3 separate regions of the Homo sapiens genome follow, and all the other regions are linked to region 3. Evidence: chromatin contacts called from ENCODE Hi-C or POLR2A ChIA-PET data. All regions are on one chromosome and are shown on one strand. Each heading gives the region's core, a stretch centred on a gene start or an enhancer-like site at or near the end of the contact. The rest is flanking DNA. Distances are from core to core; before and after follow the strand shown. Region 1 has its middle 32 kb from the start of LINC02341. Region 2 has its middle 36 kb from the start of RGCC. Region 3 overlaps VWA8 (von Willebrand factor A domain containing 8).

What was found. Hi-C counts contacts between places; a loop is a spot of excess contacts on that map. ChIA-PET counts read pairs that join two places held with the same protein, here RNA polymerase II (POLR2A). Pooled maps may share reads with other maps.
Region 1: a loop to region 3 is called in a map of naive thymus-derived CD4-positive, alpha-beta T cell, with 2.4 times the contacts of the local background. The contact joins two enhancer-like sites. A Hi-C loop is called at or near these places in 1 of 168 maps with a recorded cell type or tissue (naive thymus-derived CD4-positive, alpha-beta T cell), 4 of 37 single-sample maps with no recorded cell type and 12 of 50 pooled maps.
Region 2: a loop to region 3 is called in a pooled map, with 4 times the contacts of the local background. The contact joins two enhancer-like sites. A Hi-C loop is called at or near these places in 1 of 168 maps with a recorded cell type or tissue (OCI-LY7), 4 of 37 single-sample maps with no recorded cell type and 9 of 50 pooled maps. POLR2A ChIA-PET finds 5 or more read pairs at or near these places in 1 of 52 experiments (activated CD4-positive, alpha-beta T cell).

The regions. Positions count from the first base shown.
Region 1 is chr13:42,391,553-42,394,252 of GRCh38, reverse strand. No RefSeq gene overlaps it. Among named protein-coding and RNA genes, the nearest start is that of LINC02341, 32 kb to the left of the region's middle. Within about 2 kb of position 1,357, at least 3 of the 41 ENCODE cell types and tissues checked have a DNase peak (open chromatin) inside an H3K27ac peak, as active enhancers do.
Region 2 is chr13:41,491,789-41,494,589 of GRCh38, reverse strand. No RefSeq gene overlaps it. Among named protein-coding and RNA genes, the nearest start is that of RGCC, 36 kb to the right of the region's middle. Within about 2 kb of position 1,534, at least 10 of the 41 ENCODE cell types and tissues checked have a DNase peak (open chromatin) inside an H3K27ac peak, as active enhancers do; they include OCI-LY7, where a contact is called at or near this core.
Region 3 is chr13:41,915,475-41,918,174 of GRCh38, reverse strand. The region is part of intron 2 of VWA8 (von Willebrand factor A domain containing 8); the gene reads left to right. Among named protein-coding and RNA genes, the nearest start is that of VWA8, 44 kb to the left of the region's middle. RefSeq lists enhancers at 171-290, 1,400-1,479. Within about 2 kb of position 1,419, at least 6 of the 41 ENCODE cell types and tissues checked have a DNase peak (open chromatin) inside an H3K27ac peak, as active enhancers do; they include OCI-LY7, where a contact is called at or near this core.

The DNA of each region.
Region 1 (2,700 bases), core at 108-2,607, 480 kb before region 3:
GAGAGTGCCTAAGGGCCAGGCATGCATCATAAGTAGCCTGGGCTTGAAATGAGTGAAGATGTAAACAGAGCATGCTCTCAAGAATTCTGTTAAATGATTTCTCACTCCTAACTCCTACACATAAGGGTCAGGACACTTTCAGTCTTGAGTGACAGAAATTCAACTCAAATTAGCTTAAATCAAGAAAGAAATCCATGAGTTTATTCACTGAAATGCATTTGACCTCGGGCAAGGCTGATGTAAGGTTTCAGACAATGTCATCATACACGTGCCTCTCTCTGCACCTGCTGGACAGGTGCTCTCCAAAAGGTGAGAAGGTGGTTGCCAGCATAGAATTCCAGTGGAATGAAAGTAGTTTCAAATAGTTCCAACAGAAAGGTCCTGGGAAGCCTCTGCTTGGGTCATGTGCCCATTTCTAAACCACTCCTGGGTCACGTGGCTTCCTCTGTGGCAGGGTGGGTCTGGCTCCAGTTGTGGAATACGTTCTCCACCAGACAGAAACATCCAGTTCCTAGAAGAATGGAAATAGATGCTGGACAGGCAAAACACCCAATGTCTCCCACACCACGCTGAGCCAGCAGTGAACCAGAACTGTAGAAACTCTCAGCAAACTGGGATGCCAAATGCATCCAGGGAACAGTCTTCCAAATCTCACAAGTTTCCAATAAAAGACAAAGAAAGAGCGGAGGCTGGATCTCTGGAACATAACAATGTGGCACTCTATTTCTTTCTATTACTGGATAAAGTGTTTCCAGTGTGGTAGAGCTAAGTAGCCACAGACTTTGCTGCAATCATCAAAATGTTTTTATGACTCATGAGATAAATGAGAAAAACACACGGAAGAGTCAAAGTTACACTGAAGTTAGATTGTAATCACACCCTTTACTTCTAACAACCCGCTGCTGACAAAGTTTCCTGCTGAGAGCACATTACTGACTTATTTTCTCCACAGAGGGCATCTATCAATCCTAAAGCAGATTATCGCCTGGACAGATTATGTGAGACCTGCTTTTCACACAGGTTGGTGTCCTGTCAACAATCAATGCAGCTCCTGTCTCTACCACTGAGGCAGTCTGCTGAAGAGAACACTGACCCACTGGCCCAGGAATCCAAATTTGGGGATATTGAGTCTTCTGATGGGCCACAAATCAGCTTAAATGACAACACTTTCTTTAAACACTACACGAAAGGCTCATAAGTGGATGAGGATGCTTTTCTGCACTAAAAGGATCAGTCCTCTCTCTAGTAGCGAGGACACTTTAACACCCTGATAGTCCTTCCAGGAAGTAGAGCTTTCTGAGATAGGCCTCCAAGTCACAGAAGAGGGCCTCAGACAGAGCTTTCCCTGACTTTGTGGTAACTGGGGTTTTCTCACCATCAGGCCTCTGTGCCTCCAATAGGCCCATGTCTCAGTAACAGCAAACCACCAAAATTCATCAAGCACCTGCTATGTGACAAGCATGGGAACACAAAGATTAATAGGGAGAGATATTCCCTGGCAAAATGGCATTTTGAGCTCAAGTTGTGGGCCCCCTCATCTCTACTCCAAACACAGCAATAATATGTAAAACATGTATTTCTGCAATAAAAATAAAATCACACTGAAAAATCAGATAAATACTTCCATGAAAAAGAAAGAGTAATAAATAGTGTCAAAACCATGGGCCTCTTGGTCTCTTGGTCAAGAAGGCATAGATGACCAAAGTCTGATTCTTTTGGGGTAACAGGGAGCAAAACCTTCCAGATATGGCAGAGGACCCAAGTCAGGATCACCACCTGAAGCCAGGCATGGTGCTGAGCTCCCTTGTTTGTAAAAGGAGGTGGAAAAGCTAAAACATTGGCCTTTCTATAGGCCAGTGGATGGGCAGGAAGCAGGCACAGCCCTGGAGCCCCGTCCTGGGGGAAGCCACCCACCAGCTGAGTGGCTACATGTAGGTATCCCCAGTACATGAGGTAAGAGCCCATCCACCAACATTCAACCTGGATCCAGAACAGAGTTCCTGGGAACCAGACAGAGGCAATGTCAAAACCATTAACTGGGGAGGAAAATAACCCAGAGCTATGGGGAGAAGTGAGCTCCTCAGGAAGAGCATACAAACCTAAATTTGAAAGAAAATTTAACAGGAAGAAAGTTAGACAACAAGCTCAAAGACCAGCAACATTTACTCCCTCCAAATAGAAACACCTGAGCAATCTCAAAAGCATTTAAAAGAAGCATGCTTAAAACCCTCAGAGATAAAGGAAGTAATTACATCTATGAGAAACAAACAAACAAAAAAAGCAGATATGAATAAACAATATATGGTTCTGAAAAGCAACCAAATACTAGTCCTGAAAACAGAATATACTGTCATTGAAATTGGAAGCTCACAGACTGCCCAGAAGATAGCACAGAAGATAAAAAGAAGACATGAAAAGGGTCATCAGAAGCCAAGAGGACAGACTGAGGGATTCCAACAGAAGACTCACAGCAGCCCCAAAATGAAAGAATAGAAGAATTGGTGTAGAAAAAAATATATAGAAGGAACTAACAGTTCATAATTTTCCAGTATTGAAAAAAATCATAGATTTATAGTGAACACTGGGCATCAAATATATATATTCCTAACTAGATGCATTGTAATGAAACTGCAGAACATTGCTATAGAGAAAAAAATTTAAAATCTAACAGGGAAAAAGACAATCCACAAAAGAGTAGCA
Region 2 (2,801 bases), core at 285-2,784, 420 kb after region 3:
TCCTGTAGCTCCAGGCCTCACCTTCAAGATACCCTCAAGGGAAGGGTCACATTCTGGTCCTGCCCCTCCCAGACCTGATCTTGGCTGGGTGGGGGCTTCCTTTGGCTCCGAAGCCACAGCCAAGCCCTGACTCTTCTGGTTCCAGAACAGGCTTTGGCTCTGGGCCTAAGACAGCAGGTCACACACCTCCCAGGAGCCCAAGGGAATGGGCCCTTCCCATGTGCTGCATGAAACCCCAGTTAGGAACATAATCCTGTTCTGTAATGTCGACAAGCAAGGGCGAGCTTCCAGAGGCCGTCGTGCTGTTGCCAGCAGGACAGTCTGGTGAGTTGTTCAACACGAGATCATCTGGGGGCCCTGCCTTCTCCTATAGGTCTGCCAATCAAGACCAATGTCTTTGTCTTCTGTTCCCTCTAATTCATCACACACACACACACACAGGCACACGTGTGCACACACAGACACACACACACATGCATGTGCCCACAGTGTGCTAGCACAATGCCCTCAATGCGGCTTGGAAGACGGGGCTGACTTAGAGTCTTTGAGTTCCAAGAAAAGGTATTGATACAGTGTTAAGATCAGGGTTAGCCTTTTCCTCTACTGCCATTTGGGGTACCTGAAGTTCCACCATTAGATACTCATTCCTTTTGGCCTCAAAGTTCTCGCAGTCTTCAGAGGCCCCTGCTCCCCAAGTTAGTTATAAGTAGCTGCGGAAGGGGCTGTCATGGGCCTCCGGCACCAGTGTTGGCTCTGGATTAATTTATCAGATGCTTTGGTAGAGTGGAAACAAAGTCCTGGAGAATGGAAAGCAAAAAAGGCCTGCATGACGAGGCTGACCAGGCGAGGGGACAAGGCCAAGATGTATCCCACAGACACTGTGTCGTGGCCAGCCTACCTGGGCTGTGGAAGGGGTGGGAGTTTTCTCATTCATTCAATGGACATGGACTGAGTGCTTACTATGTACCAGGCACCATGCTCGCTGCCAGAGATGTGGTGGCAAGCCACAAGGCTCCTGTCTTTGTGGGGCTTATGGTCCAGTTACAGGAGGGTAGGGAGACATTAACCAAAACATCACACTACTGAACATGCCATTGCAAACCAAGATGAGTGCACTGAAGGAAGGTTCTACAAGAACACAGCACCAACAAACAATCTAGACGGATCTGGAAGACTCTGAGAAAGTGATGCTTGAGCTGATCCTAAAGAAGTAGAATTAACTAGAAAAACCGAGCAGAGTGGACATTCCAGGCAGAGGGAACTGAGTGTGCAAAGGCCCTGCAATGGAGCCACCTAACGCTGCCATTGTGGATAGTCATACTCCTTAACCTTCAGTAGACCCTGAACTTGAAGGAAAATGTTCCCTTCTAAAAATGTGTTTCCCTTTCCCTTTCCCTTCCATTCACCCCAGCACTTGATACCAAGCCATGAAGAGAAGGTGAGTTGTGCAGGAGAAAGCCTTAAAAAAAAACAAAACTTGCAGACAGCAGCTATGACAGCCGTTTCCTGTTTGGTGTCTGTCACTGCAAACCTTCTTAGTCAAATAAATTAACACAGGAAGGCATTTTGGAGAAGTACGTGCTTCTTGCACATACTGAAAATTCAAGAAAAATTCCATCTATTTTTCAGAGAAGAGCTGGCAGTCTGAGGATAAGGCCAGAGCCCACCAACTGTATGAACTGAACAGACCCCAGGCCATTTAGTCCGATTAACTTGGAGGAATCTGAGGCCCAGAGAGGGGAAGGGATCCAGTTCACAGCAGGACTGGGGCTTTCACCCTCTCTCCTGCCCCTTTGCCCAGTGTTTTTTCTCTGCCTTCCTCGCTGTGATTGCATTAGGCCAGATTTGCCACTTTCTTCTATCAGACAAGGAATAATGGGGCTAGAACTGCCCTCTGCAGCCACTGTAGGCAAAGCTTAATTTTACCTTGGGTACAGGAGCCCAATGTCCTTGTGGTATGAAAAGGAGGAGGAGGAGTGCCAGACACTTTTTCTTTTCTATATTTGATCATTGCAATGACCCTAGGAGACAGTGACTCACACCTACACTTTACAAATGAGGAAACAGAGCCTCTGAGAGGTTAAAGAGCTTGCTCAAGGTCACCCAGCTACTACAAGGCAGAGCTGGGATTTGAACCCTGTCTAGCCTGAAAGCTCATACTTTCTCCTCCTTTCCTCAGCCCAGACCCAGGGGGATGTTCCCATGGAGAAGCCTCCTCAGGATTCCCAACCTTGACTAATTGCCAATGGCCGCCCTTCTACTGCTCCTCATTTCAGACATGCCTCTCACATGTGGAACATGCAATGTAGCCTACCTCTGTCATGATCCCCCAGGGAAAAGGTATTCATTGGTTCTTCTGTCCCATTCTGGAGGCTGGCTGGTGTATAAATATTTGGGCTGGCACTAGAGCCTCTTACTCTTGGGTGTGTGCAGTATTTGTCATTTTGTTTTGCTCTAACTGTTCCTCCCTGAAATTAGAACAGAGAATTTCCAAACTCAAAAACATACCAGCTTTGCATGCACAATATTCTACCAGCTTCCCATATACAATATCCAGTCTCGTTCTGTTCCAGAAAAGCCCACTAGCTGACACTCTCCAAATAATAATCAGGCAGTTTGCAAGGCCATGGTCTCAGCACTCAGATCTTGGAGGAAGGGGAGTGCAATAGACCCCGCTGACTTGAGGTTACCTATAAAAGCATTTCCCAAGGCATGTTCCAAGGAACACTAATGACTCTGGATTATTGGTAGCTTTTTCATCAACAAACAAAACAAAAACCAAAAACAGACCAAATCTCTTA
Region 3 (2,700 bases), core at 170-2,669:
AGAACCTTATTTTATTCATCTTTGTATTCTTGGTGCTGAGCATATAGTAGGTCCTTAATAAATATAGCTGTGTGAATAAATTAATTTTTTAGTTCAGTTAGTTCGTGTTGTAAATAATGAGGACTTTGGTGCTAAATATTTTCACCCTTCATGTCCATTATATCTAACTACAGAATGTTACATGGTAAATAGGGGAAAGTTTAGCAGATGAGCACGTAGTTGCAGTGAGGAGGTTAGTCATGCTTCCTTTGAAATCTTGTGTTGTGATGTGGTAGAAAAATCAAATTCAGGGGCATGTTATGGGCCTAGATGTAGATTCTTTCTGAGCTATTTTGTGGGGTGATGAAATGGTAATGAAATGTCAAGTGAAAGTACTCTAACATAGGCTTTACCAGTGAGGATGTAGTAAGTACTGGGTTCCTTTCTCCCTTATTCTTCAGATTTGCCTCTAGGCCCAGCAGGTAATTTGAGTGTAAACTCAGGAGCCTATTCATATCCACCAAATCCACACTATACAGCCTGGTGTCCAGGGTACACAGCAGAGATAGGAGTTTGCAGGTGAGGATGAGACTTGAATAATTCTCCCGTACCTGGTTCTCATTGGCTGAGGGACTGGGCATGGTGCTTTACCTATAATCCTCACAAACCATACTCAATAAGTATTATTATCTTTATTTTGAAAATAAGGAAACTACAAATCTGCGTGTTCTGCACATGTATCTCAGAACTTAAAGTATAATTTAAAAAATTTAAAAAAGAAAATAAGGAAACAGACCTGAAAGAGTCAAAATGCTTGTCTAAGGACATGGATAAAAGACAGGATGAAAAATCACAGTAGGTCTGTCTGGCTTCAAAGACTTTTTTTTTTCCTCCATTATATTATGCTGCTTTTTGGGATACTAAGAAAACATCAACAGTTTTGAAGGATTTATTATAATAGAATCTGACCTATGCTTAATTTTCTAGAATTTTAATTTTAACTTTTATATGTATGAAAATTTGAGTTCATGAAGGGAGAAAATTATAATTTAGATAACTATGATAAAATTACTTTAAAGCCTTTGAATATGGCTGGGCAAAAAATAGTACATATTTTTTGAAAACAAATATTGGTTAGGAATTGAATCAGGGATTTAGGCCAGTATGAACTACATGTTTTTATCTTTACATAGAAAAGGAATCTTAGAATATAGGATCAAGCTCTTTGGGATTATTTTGACATCGGTTTATTATTATGTGGACTCCTGGAAGGTAGCATTTTGTGCCTGAAAACATTGAAGTTGGGGATTTCTCTCGTGTACTGTGCTATGTTTATATTAGGTTATGCATGGCAGTTTGGCACTTTGTTTTGCAGATGTTCGTAATGTACAGTCTTGAATCTTGTTTCTATTTCTGGCGTGCTTTTAAGTATGACTCATGTTTTCTTGAGGCCATTCTAAAAATACAGCTAGTTTCAAGCATTAATGTAAAATATACCACAGATACCACATAGCACTGCATGATGCTTTCTTTCAGTAGTTTAGTGCAATTTCCTGACAAATTAAATATAGACATGCTTTTTGGTAAAATACGCTATACTAAAACATGAATAAGTGAAAGTTGGATTTTCTTTGAGAAGTAGATCCTCTGATAACATAATATTCATTACAAAATAACTTTGAAATTTTAATAAAAGGAATAAAACATACCATTGATACCACCAAAAAGAAGTAGAACTAATGGCTGGAACAGCAAGTCTGCTAAATTTGATGTAGCCCTGAGAGGTCCACACTTGTAGGGAAAGTCTTGCACCTGAAGCTGGACACCTGTTGAAAAGCTTTTGGAGGGACTGTAGAACATAATGACTGAAATACAAGTTTTGGACTTAAACAACTTAGGTATAAATCTTGGTTTATGGACTTAGCAGCTATAGACAAATGATACTACATTTCCAATTTTGATTTTCTTATTGTAAAATGGGAGTAATGAGTATTTAACAAACACAGCATTTACTGTTATTAGACACTGTTCTAAGTGCTTAATATAATCCTCATAACAACTTTATAAGTAAGTACAATTGTATCTATTATACAGATGAGGAAACTGAGCAGAGAGGTTAAATAACTTGATTAAGGTTACATAGCTAGTAAATAGTAGAGTTGGAATTTGAACCCAGCCAATCTGTCTTGAATCTGTGTCTTTATACAATAGGTCTGCTGCTTTCTAGAATTGTTATGAGATCCTATGTGAAAAATCGTTTGTATGTTTACCTGGTACCTGATAGGAATGCAATAAATTATAGCCATTATTAGTATTGTTATTGAGGGAGAATAAAAGCAGGGAAAATGTATTTTCTTTGTGAAGGTATGCCATAGACTACAAGGCCAGCCATGGGATTCAGAAGTAGCTTATATGTATTAAGAAACTTATGTAAAATTGGAATGTGATGATGAGAGCCTTAGATATCCTGACAACTCCTACAGACTTACTCTAAAGGTAGAACTTATTCTCTACTGATTTCCTCGCTAAAAGTTTTATCTTTCAGAAGGTAAAGGAAATAGAGAGAAACTCTTTCTCTGGGCTTAATTGTGACAAACTCATTAGTGGTGTGCAGGCAACAGAGGCCTTGAGAAAAAATAATGACTACACAATATTTCTCAACTATGGTGCCATTGACATACTGGGCAGGATGAGACCATCTTGGTCATTGCATTTACCATC